Regions from separate parts of the Homo sapiens genome. Here region 1 is linked to region 2. A link is a contact called in ENCODE Hi-C data. All regions are on one chromosome and are shown on one strand. Each heading gives the region's core, a stretch centred on a gene start or an enhancer-like site at or near the end of the contact. The rest is flanking DNA. Distances are from core to core; before and after follow the strand shown.

Evidence for each region. Hi-C counts contacts between places; a loop is a spot of excess contacts on that map. Pooled maps may share reads with other maps.
Region 1: a loop to region 2 is called in a map of MCF 10A, with 14 times the contacts of the local background. The contact joins the promoter of BMP15 here to the enhancer-like site in region 2. A Hi-C loop is called at or near these places in 4 of 168 maps with a recorded cell type or tissue (IMR-90, MCF 10A, endothelial cell of umbilical vein and 1 more) and 7 of 50 pooled maps.

Annotation. Positions count from the first base shown.
Region 1 is chrX:50,908,589-50,912,847 of GRCh38, reverse strand. It overlaps BMP15 (bone morphogenetic protein 15), which reads right to left and starts at 2,113. Exons shown (of 2, transcript NM_005448.2): 1 at 1,737-2,113. The coding sequence starts at 2,064.
Region 2 is chrX:48,629,098-48,633,705 of GRCh38, reverse strand. The region is part of intron 1 of LOC107985695 (a long non-coding RNA gene); the gene reads right to left. Among named protein-coding and RNA genes, the nearest start is that of WDR13, 34 kb to the right of the region's middle. RefSeq lists an enhancer at 1,809-1,878. Within about 2 kb of position 1,850, at least 2 of the 41 ENCODE cell types and tissues checked have a DNase peak (open chromatin) inside an H3K27ac peak, as active enhancers do.

The DNA.
Region 1 (4,259 bases), core at 864-3,363, 2.3 Mb before region 2:
TAACAACCTACTTCATCCTTTGATAGCACTTACCACAATTCACAATTTAACTGTGTGTGCTTATTTGTCTCCCCTACGAGAACATATGTTCCATGAAAGTAGGGGTTTTACCTATCTTGATCACATCTGTATGCCTAGTACTCAGTAGGTGCCAACATTTGGCACCTAATATTTGTTCAATGAATCTCTACCCACACCATTTTCTCTTTCCTAAATCAGAATGCACTTATCTGCCTCAATGCATGACCTCTTTGCTCCTTCTGCAAGGTCAGTTTCAAGTACTACCTCCTCCATGAGGCCTTCCAACAGTCTCTTCACTTCAAGAAATGAGCCATTTCTTCTCATAGGTCCTGGGAGCCCTACTGTTTGTCCTTTCCAAAGCACTTGGCATACTGTAACATTATTATGTAATTATCTATCCATTCCACTATACTGGGAACTTCTAGAGGTCGGAAAAGTATTTGCTTCTATATACCCAACCCAAACACACTGCCTGGCACTCAATTAAAATCCAGTGGGGAGTCAGAACAGCAAGATGATTAACACACAGGCTTTGGGCCTGAGAGCCTGGGTTTGATACCTGGCTCTAGCAATTACTGGTTGTATGACATGGGTAAGTGACTCTGATCCTCAGTTTCTTCACCTATCAAGTAGGCATGTTAATACTACCTAATCTGGTAGTTGTGAGGATTAAGATAATGTTTATAAAACATTTTGTGCAATGCCTGGCACACAGTAATCTCACAGTAAGGGTTAGGTACGAGAATATTTATTGTTTTGCTTGGGGAGGGGATTAAGTCCTGTCCCTTTTCATCTCAGACTAGTGAAGGCTACAGATTGATCTCACTAGGTTCCCAAGAATTCCTTGAAGTTGATGACTGTCTGCATTCTCTAGAGAGTCCTACACTTCAATAGCCCACTGTTGTCCTGCAACAATGTCTGATGCAAATGTTAAAAGCAAAATCAAGCATGATGGGGACAAAAAAAAGTTCCAAAATACACTTAGTCCCAGAATCCCAAAGTAGCAATATGGCCCAAGTAGAAAAACTATTGGGGGTACAAGGATATTGGAATACTGCATTTAAAGACTTAAGAAGTTACCGACAGACTTTAGAATCAGACAGACTTCAGCTGCAATCCCATCTCTGCGACCCACTATCTGTGTACCATTTGCAAGTTACTTAACCTCTCCGTGCCTTAGTTTTAAAATTAGGCTAATTGCATCAAGACAGTTAAGATAGTAGCTTTCATTAAGAAATACAGTAGCACATGTTCACAGAGCCAGGTATACAGACCCTCAGATGTAAGCTTATTTATGTCCTTTCTGAGGCCTTATAAGTTTCCCCAACTCAGCAAGCTGTACTCTAAGAGCAAAACGCCACTTAAATAGCCCTCCACAAGAATATAGCTGGATATGTCTCTACAGTTTTCAGAACTATCACAAGCAATAAAAGTTTCTGTGAAAGATAGGTGATGGCACATCACTCAGTTGTCCTGGGGCCTGGGAAAGATTTCTCAGTAGGCACCAAGGCAATCTGTTCTTAAGTTGATGCCCTAAAGGGAAGTAGGCTTGGCGCTGGCTTCTCCAAAGCTTGCCATCCTTTGAAAACCAAGCCTAAAGAAACAACCTGCCCACAAGGCAACAAAGCCTGACAGTAAACCCACCAATTCCCTTTTCTCTACACTCCTCTCCACTTCTCTCCCTTCCAGGGCAGTATGGGGGCATAACAACTCACCTCTGTGAGGCCTTGCCACATTGGTCAAGGGCTTCACCAGCCTCACCATGGTGGCCCCAATGGTGCGGTTCTCTCTAGGGTGCCCATGCGAGTCAGCTGAACGCCGGTACAACTCCAGCATGTACCGCAGTGAATGCCCTAGGAGCCGGGGCTTCCTTGGCTGTTCGCCAGGGGATTCTTCTAGCAGCTCCTCAATCAGGGGCAAAGTAGGGGCCTCAGCCAGAAGGGCAATAGAGGACTGCCCTCCTTCTGCCATTTGGGCCCTGTGTTCCATGAAAAGCACGAGTTCACAAAGAAAAAGAATTCTAAGAATACTGAGGAGGACCATCTTGAAAGGCTTAGTGTTCAACAACAGGCCCCAACACAAGCCCAAGGGACGTCACTCTGACCATTTCCTTTCATGCAGATAACTGCATCCTGGCTCCACAACCAAGGATGGGGCAAGAAAAAGAAAGGCAGGCAGGCCCTATGTTGCTTTCTCTAAGAGGATCTCCTGGACCAAAGTTGCCTCATAACTTGGCCTCTTTGCATCAAAAGAAACAGAAACAGAAGGTGGGACAAGGCAGCATGCCCCTCCCGCTCTCCCGGGCTGAGAACAAGATAGTACCTATTGAGAGGCTCAGGTAACTTAAAAGGAGAGGTCCATTTCAGGACCCACTTCCTTAACTTATCCACTAGAATGAAAAAAAGCAGCCTGATCCTACTTGCCCCTACAGCCTTAAAAGTAGTCCCTTAATCCATCCTTAAAGGGCCAGAGGCCTCCTGTTCCCATCCTACTTCCATGCCTCTAATGCAGCATTTCTCAAAATATTGTCTGCTAATAATCTGCAGTGAAACTATCTGGGGTGATTATTAAGAATGTAGACTCCTGGGTCTGAACCAGGATTCTCTGGGATGGCGTCCAGAAATCTGGCTCTTTACCAGTGCTCCAAGAAGTTCCTATGAAAACCTAAAATGTGGAAACTACTGAGTATGGCTGCTGGAGCTTGAAGAAGATGCCGTAACAGTGGTTCTCAATCTTGGCTGTAGATTGGAATCATCTGGGAAGCTTTAACTATTATGAATGCCTGGGTACCATTCTGATGTAATGGGCCTGGGTTGTAACTAGTGCATCAGGATTTTTTTAAGTTCACAAGTGATTTTAATGTGCAGCCACGTTTAAGGACTCTGACTTATAATTTTCTGGTTTACCTTGGAAGGTGTTGAGATCCTTATTGGGCTTCATTAGAGAAGCCTGAGGAAGGGGAAGAGTAATCTATGGGAGCTAACCTAGCCCAGATGGTTAATGTGAAGCAGCAGGGCTCGGCCAGTTTTAAGGCTGCCTCAGACCATTATTCTGCAGAAAGATAGTAGGTATAGTCCTGGCCGTACCGAAGTAGAAACATATGGGGATCTGGAGAGAAACTGGGGAAGCAGGTCAAGACCTGGCTCTAGGAGATGATGAGTCAGGCTTGATTTGTGGGAGGCCTTTACCTTACACCAGGAGTATCTATGGACAGACATTACTGTGGAACAGGCGTGGACTTGGTAATCAGGCAGATCTGTGTTTGAGTTGCAATTCTGTCCCTAGCTGTAATTTAACCTTTCCAAGGCAAATTTCTAGCTGTAATTTAACCCTTCCAAGACAAATTTCTTCACTTCCCTACACCTTAGTTTTCTCATCTGTAGAATGGAGATAACACGTTTTACCTCACAGGTTGTTGTGAGGAAGCAAGGAAATAATCTATGTTAATTGCACAAAGCCTAATTAGACACAAGACATAGGGTTACATGTTCAAATTTATTTGTGCTCTTCCTCTGTTTTTTTTTCTAACATGACCTTGGGCCCTGGCATGTAGTGTAAAACAAAAGGCATAGGTTTACGGGTCCTCTACATCTGGACTCAAATTTCAGCTCAAAAACTCATTAGCTGGGTTACTTTAAGCAACATTTCTCCCAGACTTAGTTTCTTCATCTATACTGCTGGCTCCTTCAGAGAGCTGTTGTGAGGGTTGTATTGTATAATATACAAGTAAGGGATATAAACAGATGATTCACAATAGGCAAAATTTAGATGGTCAAATGTATGAAAAGATGTACTGGAAATCAGAAAAACGCAACTGAAAACAACATTAAGATACTATTCAACACCCAGTATTGATAGCACATTAAATGGATCGATAGCACATTAAAAGTCTGGCACTATTAAGTTCAGGTGAGGATATGGAACATAGGTATAATATATAGAATATCTATATAGATATTCTATATAGAGAGATTCTATATAGAGAGATATGGAACATCTCACACTGCTGTTGAGAGTGTGATTTGGTATAATAATTTTGGAGAGCAATCTGGCATTATCTCTGTTAAGGTTGAAGATATACAATTCAGCAATGCTATTGCTAAAGCAGTAGCAGTTTTAGATACTTTTGTCTGTGACTTACAAAAATGAATACATTTTACATTGCTACCCATTACAAACACAAGCACACACGCATATATACCTTGAAGTAAATCTTTTCTGAAACAATACTTATTCTT
Region 2 (4,608 bases), core at 601-3,100:
TAATCCCAGCAATTTGGGAGGTGGAGGTGAGCGGATCACCTGAGGTTGGGAGTTTGAGATCAGCCTGACCAACATGGAGAAACCCCGTCTCTACCGAAAATACAAAATTAGCCGGGTGTGGTGGTGCATGCCTGTAATCCCAGCTACTGGGGAGGCTGAGGCAGGAGAATCGTTGGAACCCGGGACGCGGAGGTTGTGGTGAGCTGAGATCGCATCATTGTACTCCAGCCTGGGCAACAAGATGGAAACTCAGTCTCAAAAAAAAAAAAAGGGGGGGCCGGGCGCGGTGGCTCACGCCTGTAATCCCAGCACTTTGGGAGGCCTAGGCAGGCAGATCACCTGAGATCAGGAGTTTGAGACCAGCCTGGCCAACATGGTAAAACCCCGTCTCTACTTAAAAAAACAAAAATTAGCCAGGCGCGGTGGCGGGTCTGTAATCCCAGCTACCCGGGAAGCTAAGGCAGGAGAATTGCTTGAACCTGGGAGGTGGAGGTTGCAGGGAGCCGAGATCAAGCCACTGCACTCCAGCCTGGGAGACAGAGTGAGACTGTCTCAAAAGTAAATAAATAAATAAATATAAATAAAATTGTAAAATATGCATTCACAAGTTAGTGTTACTGGAAAACTGCATGTTATGTAACAGTATGTACAGAAGTGAAAAAGTACAACCAAAATGATATATCACCAAAATTAAAAACACAAAAATTTAAGATAAAAACAAAATGACACGTACAAGTAAACCGTTTTTTTTAATTTATGTAAATATAAACACGGACATTTAGAAATATACACATTGAAAGGACAGAGATGAGAAATTATTCCTTGGGTGTTGGGTGTCTGTTTGCCATTTATTTCTATAATGTAGTTCCCTCTTTTCTGAAAAACTTGCAACCAACGTGGATGACTTTTCCAAAGAGAAGAGGGACCCAGCATGGTGGCTCATGCCTGTAATCCCAGCACTTGGGAGGTCGAGGCAGGTGGATCATCTGAGGTCAGGAGTTCGAGACCAACCTGGCCAACATGGCAAAACCCCTATCTCTATTAAAAATACAAAATTAGGTGAGTGTGGTAGCAGGCACTTGTAATCCCAGCTACTTAGCAGGCTGAGGCAGGAGAATTGCTTGAATCCCGGAGGCGGAGGTTGCAATGGGCCAGGATCGCGCCACTGCACTCCAGCCTGGGTGAGAGAGTGAGACTCCGTCTCAAAAAACAAACAAACAAAAAAACACAGAAGAGAAAACACTCTCTGAAATGGAAGTAAAGGGACTAGAAAACAATGGGAAGCTATTTAGTAGTAGGGGAAAGGGCTATTTTCCAATGGCGAGTGACAAAACCACAAGGCAAAACTGTCCCTCCCCCTCCAACTGGAGTCCATACAGGGACGCATGCACACGGGCACACGTGTGTCCCTCTGTGAGCGTTGTATGGTGCACACTGATAGACTGATGGGGACCCTCTGACCATTCCTGTGAGGACTTGAGCCAAAAAGCTACTTCTCTCTTGGCACACCTGGCCTAGCCCAGTGTGCTTTTGAAACTCTAGGAACCATTGGAGTCCACTGGAGGGCTTCTGAAAACACCAACTGCTGGGCCCCAGGCCCACAGCTTCTGATTCAGTGGGTCATGGGTGGGGCCTGGGAGTATGCATTTTTAATAGATTCCCAGCGAGGCAGCTGCTGCCTGCCAGGGAACCCCACTTTGGGAACCACTGGACTAGTGTCTGGGTCAGCGAATAGAGGAGGCCACCCGGAGGCCAGAAGGTGCCTGAGGCCCTGGGCTTCATGGCTGGTGGCTGGAGATGCCCTCCTCCAGGCCTGGAGCTTCCTCAACCTGACAACTTGCCAATAAGGGAAATGGGCGCGATCTAACGTGCCGCGAACTAGTGCAGACTCACAGCCTAGGTCGAGTAGGAATGGAATTCTAGAAATGATATATGCCAAGAGTTTGCAGTGTAGACCTCAGAATCATCTCAGATTCAAAGAGGAAACCAAACGACTGCAGCAGCAGCAGCAGCAGCAGCAGCAGCAGCAGCAGGGAACAGGTTGGCTACAGAGCCAGTGGTCACACCCGGCTTTCTGCAGCCTTTCTGGCTCCGCAGCATTTTTTTCAGAGCTTAAGGGCGGGAGGAGATGCTGTATATTTAGGGGTGGAGTGAGGAATAGCGGAGCATTCCGGCATTTCTGGAGTAACACTGCCCCCAAGAGCAATCTGTGATAAAGCCTCAAGCTATGTGGACAAACAACATGAAAGGCGAGGTAATGAAAAAAAGATCCAGAAAGATCCAGCAGCCAACTTGACGATCCTCGCTGATTGAAGATTAAAGCACTATGAGCGCAGCTAGGTTCAAATAGCGGTTCTGCCACTTACTCACTTTGTGACCCTGGGCAAATTAGTCAACTTCCCTGTGCCTCAGTTTCCCCTACTTGTACTTCATGGGGGATTAATGAACTAATATATGGAAAGTATTCAAAGCATTTCTGCTGACTACAGAAACTCTTTACAATTCTCCCAGAAATAATCCAGGTCATCATGCATTTGCCCACATTCCATCTTTGTCAGGAATTGTAGGCCAAAATGTTCTTTTTTTATTTTAATTTAATTTTAATTTTTTTTTGAGATGGAGTCTCCCTCTGTCTCCCAGGCTGGAGTGCAGTGGCGTGATCCGGGCTCACTGCAACCTCCACCTCCCAGGTTCAAGGAATTTTCCTGCCTTAGCCTCCCGAGTAGCTGGGATTACAGACGCCCGCCAACATGCCTGGCTAGTTTTTATGTTTTTTTAGTAGAGACGGGGTTTTGCCGTGTTGCCCAGGCTGGTCTCCAACTTCTGACTTCAGGTGATCCGCCTGCCTCGGCCTCCCAAAGTACTGGGATTGTAGATGTGAGCCACTGCAACCGGCCCAAAATGTACTCTTTTTTTTTTTTTTTTTTTTTTGAGGCAGTCTCACTCTGTCGCCCAGGCTGGAGTGCAGTGGTGCGATCTCGGCTCACTGCAAGCTCCGCCTCCTGGGTTCACGCCATTCTCCTGCCTCAGCCTCCCGAGTAGCTGGGACTACAGGTGCCCGCCACCACGCCCGGCTAATTTTTTGTATTTTTAGTAGAGATGGGGGTTTCACCGTGTTAGCCAGGATGGTCTCGATCTCCTGACCTCGTGATCCGCCCGCCTCCGCCTCCCAGAGTGCTGAGATTACAGGCGTGAGCCACCGCGCCCGGCCAATGTACTCGTTTTTTAAAGACAATGCTTAGTTATAGTTCTCCACAATTAAACCCAGCACAGTGGCCAGGAGTGGTGGCTCATGTAATCCCAGCACTTTGGGAAGCCAAAAGGATCACTTGAGACCAGGAGTTCGGGACCAGCCTGAGCAATATAGGGAGACACCCACCCCCCCCACCTGTCTCTATTTTCAAAAATAAAATAGGCCAGGTGCAGTGGTTCAATGCCTCTAATCCCAACATTTTGGGAAGCTGAGGAGGGAGGATTGCTTGAGTCCAGGAGTTTGAGACCAGCCTGGGCAACATGTTGAGGTCCCATTGCTACCAAAATTTTTTAAAAATTAGCCAGGTGTGGTGGTGCATGCCTGTAGTCCCAGCTACTTGGGAGACTGAGGTGGGAGGATCACTTGAGCCCAGGAAGTCAAGGCTCCAGTGAGCTGAGATCATGCCACTGCACTCCAGCGTGGGTGACAGAGCAAAGACCCTGTCTCAAAACAAACAAATAAATAAAATACAGTAAAATAAAATTATAATAAAATAATATAAAATATAAAGACATTAGTTGGGTGTGGTGGTTCGTGCCTGTAGTCTCAGCTACTCAAGAAGCTAAGGTGGAAGGATCGCTTGAGCCCAGGAGTTCAAAGCTGCACAATGAGCTATGAGCACACCAGTGCACTCCAGTCTGGGCGACAAAGTGAGACGCTGTCTCTAAAAAAATTTTTTTTAATTAAATTAAAATAAAAGAAATTTTTAAGGTCAGGTCTGGCTTTTTTTAAAAAAAAGTCATGAGTCATACTCTCAATATAGGCATAGAACACTGTTTACAGCTTTTGCCTCCATAAAATTATTTTTCTGTTATGGAAAATTTCAAGCGTATAAAAAAGTAGAGAGAACAATACAATAAATCTCCATGTAGTCATCACCTAGTTCAACATTTATCAATTCACAGCCAATGTTGTTTCTTTTATGTCCTCTACCCACATCCCCACTGGATTATTTTGAAGCAACACCCAGATATTACATCATTTTACCCATGAATCTCTCAAGATGTTGCTGTAAATGATAAGAACTTTTCCTTTTTTTGTTTTTTTTTTTTGAGACAGAGTCTTGCTCTGTTGCCAGGCTGGAGTGCAGTGGTGCAATCTCGGCTCACTGCAACCTCCGTCTCCCAGGTTCAAGCAATTCTCCTGCTTCAGCCTCCCGAGTAGCTGGGACTACAGGTGCACACCACCACGCCCAGCTAATTTTTGTATTTTTAGTAGAGTCGGGGTTACACCATGTTGGCCAGGATGGTCTCCATCTCTTGACCTTGTGATCCGCCCGCCTCAGCCTCCCAAAGTGCTGGGATTACGGGCGTGAGCCACCGCGCCCGGCCCAAATGATAAGAGCTTTTAACAAG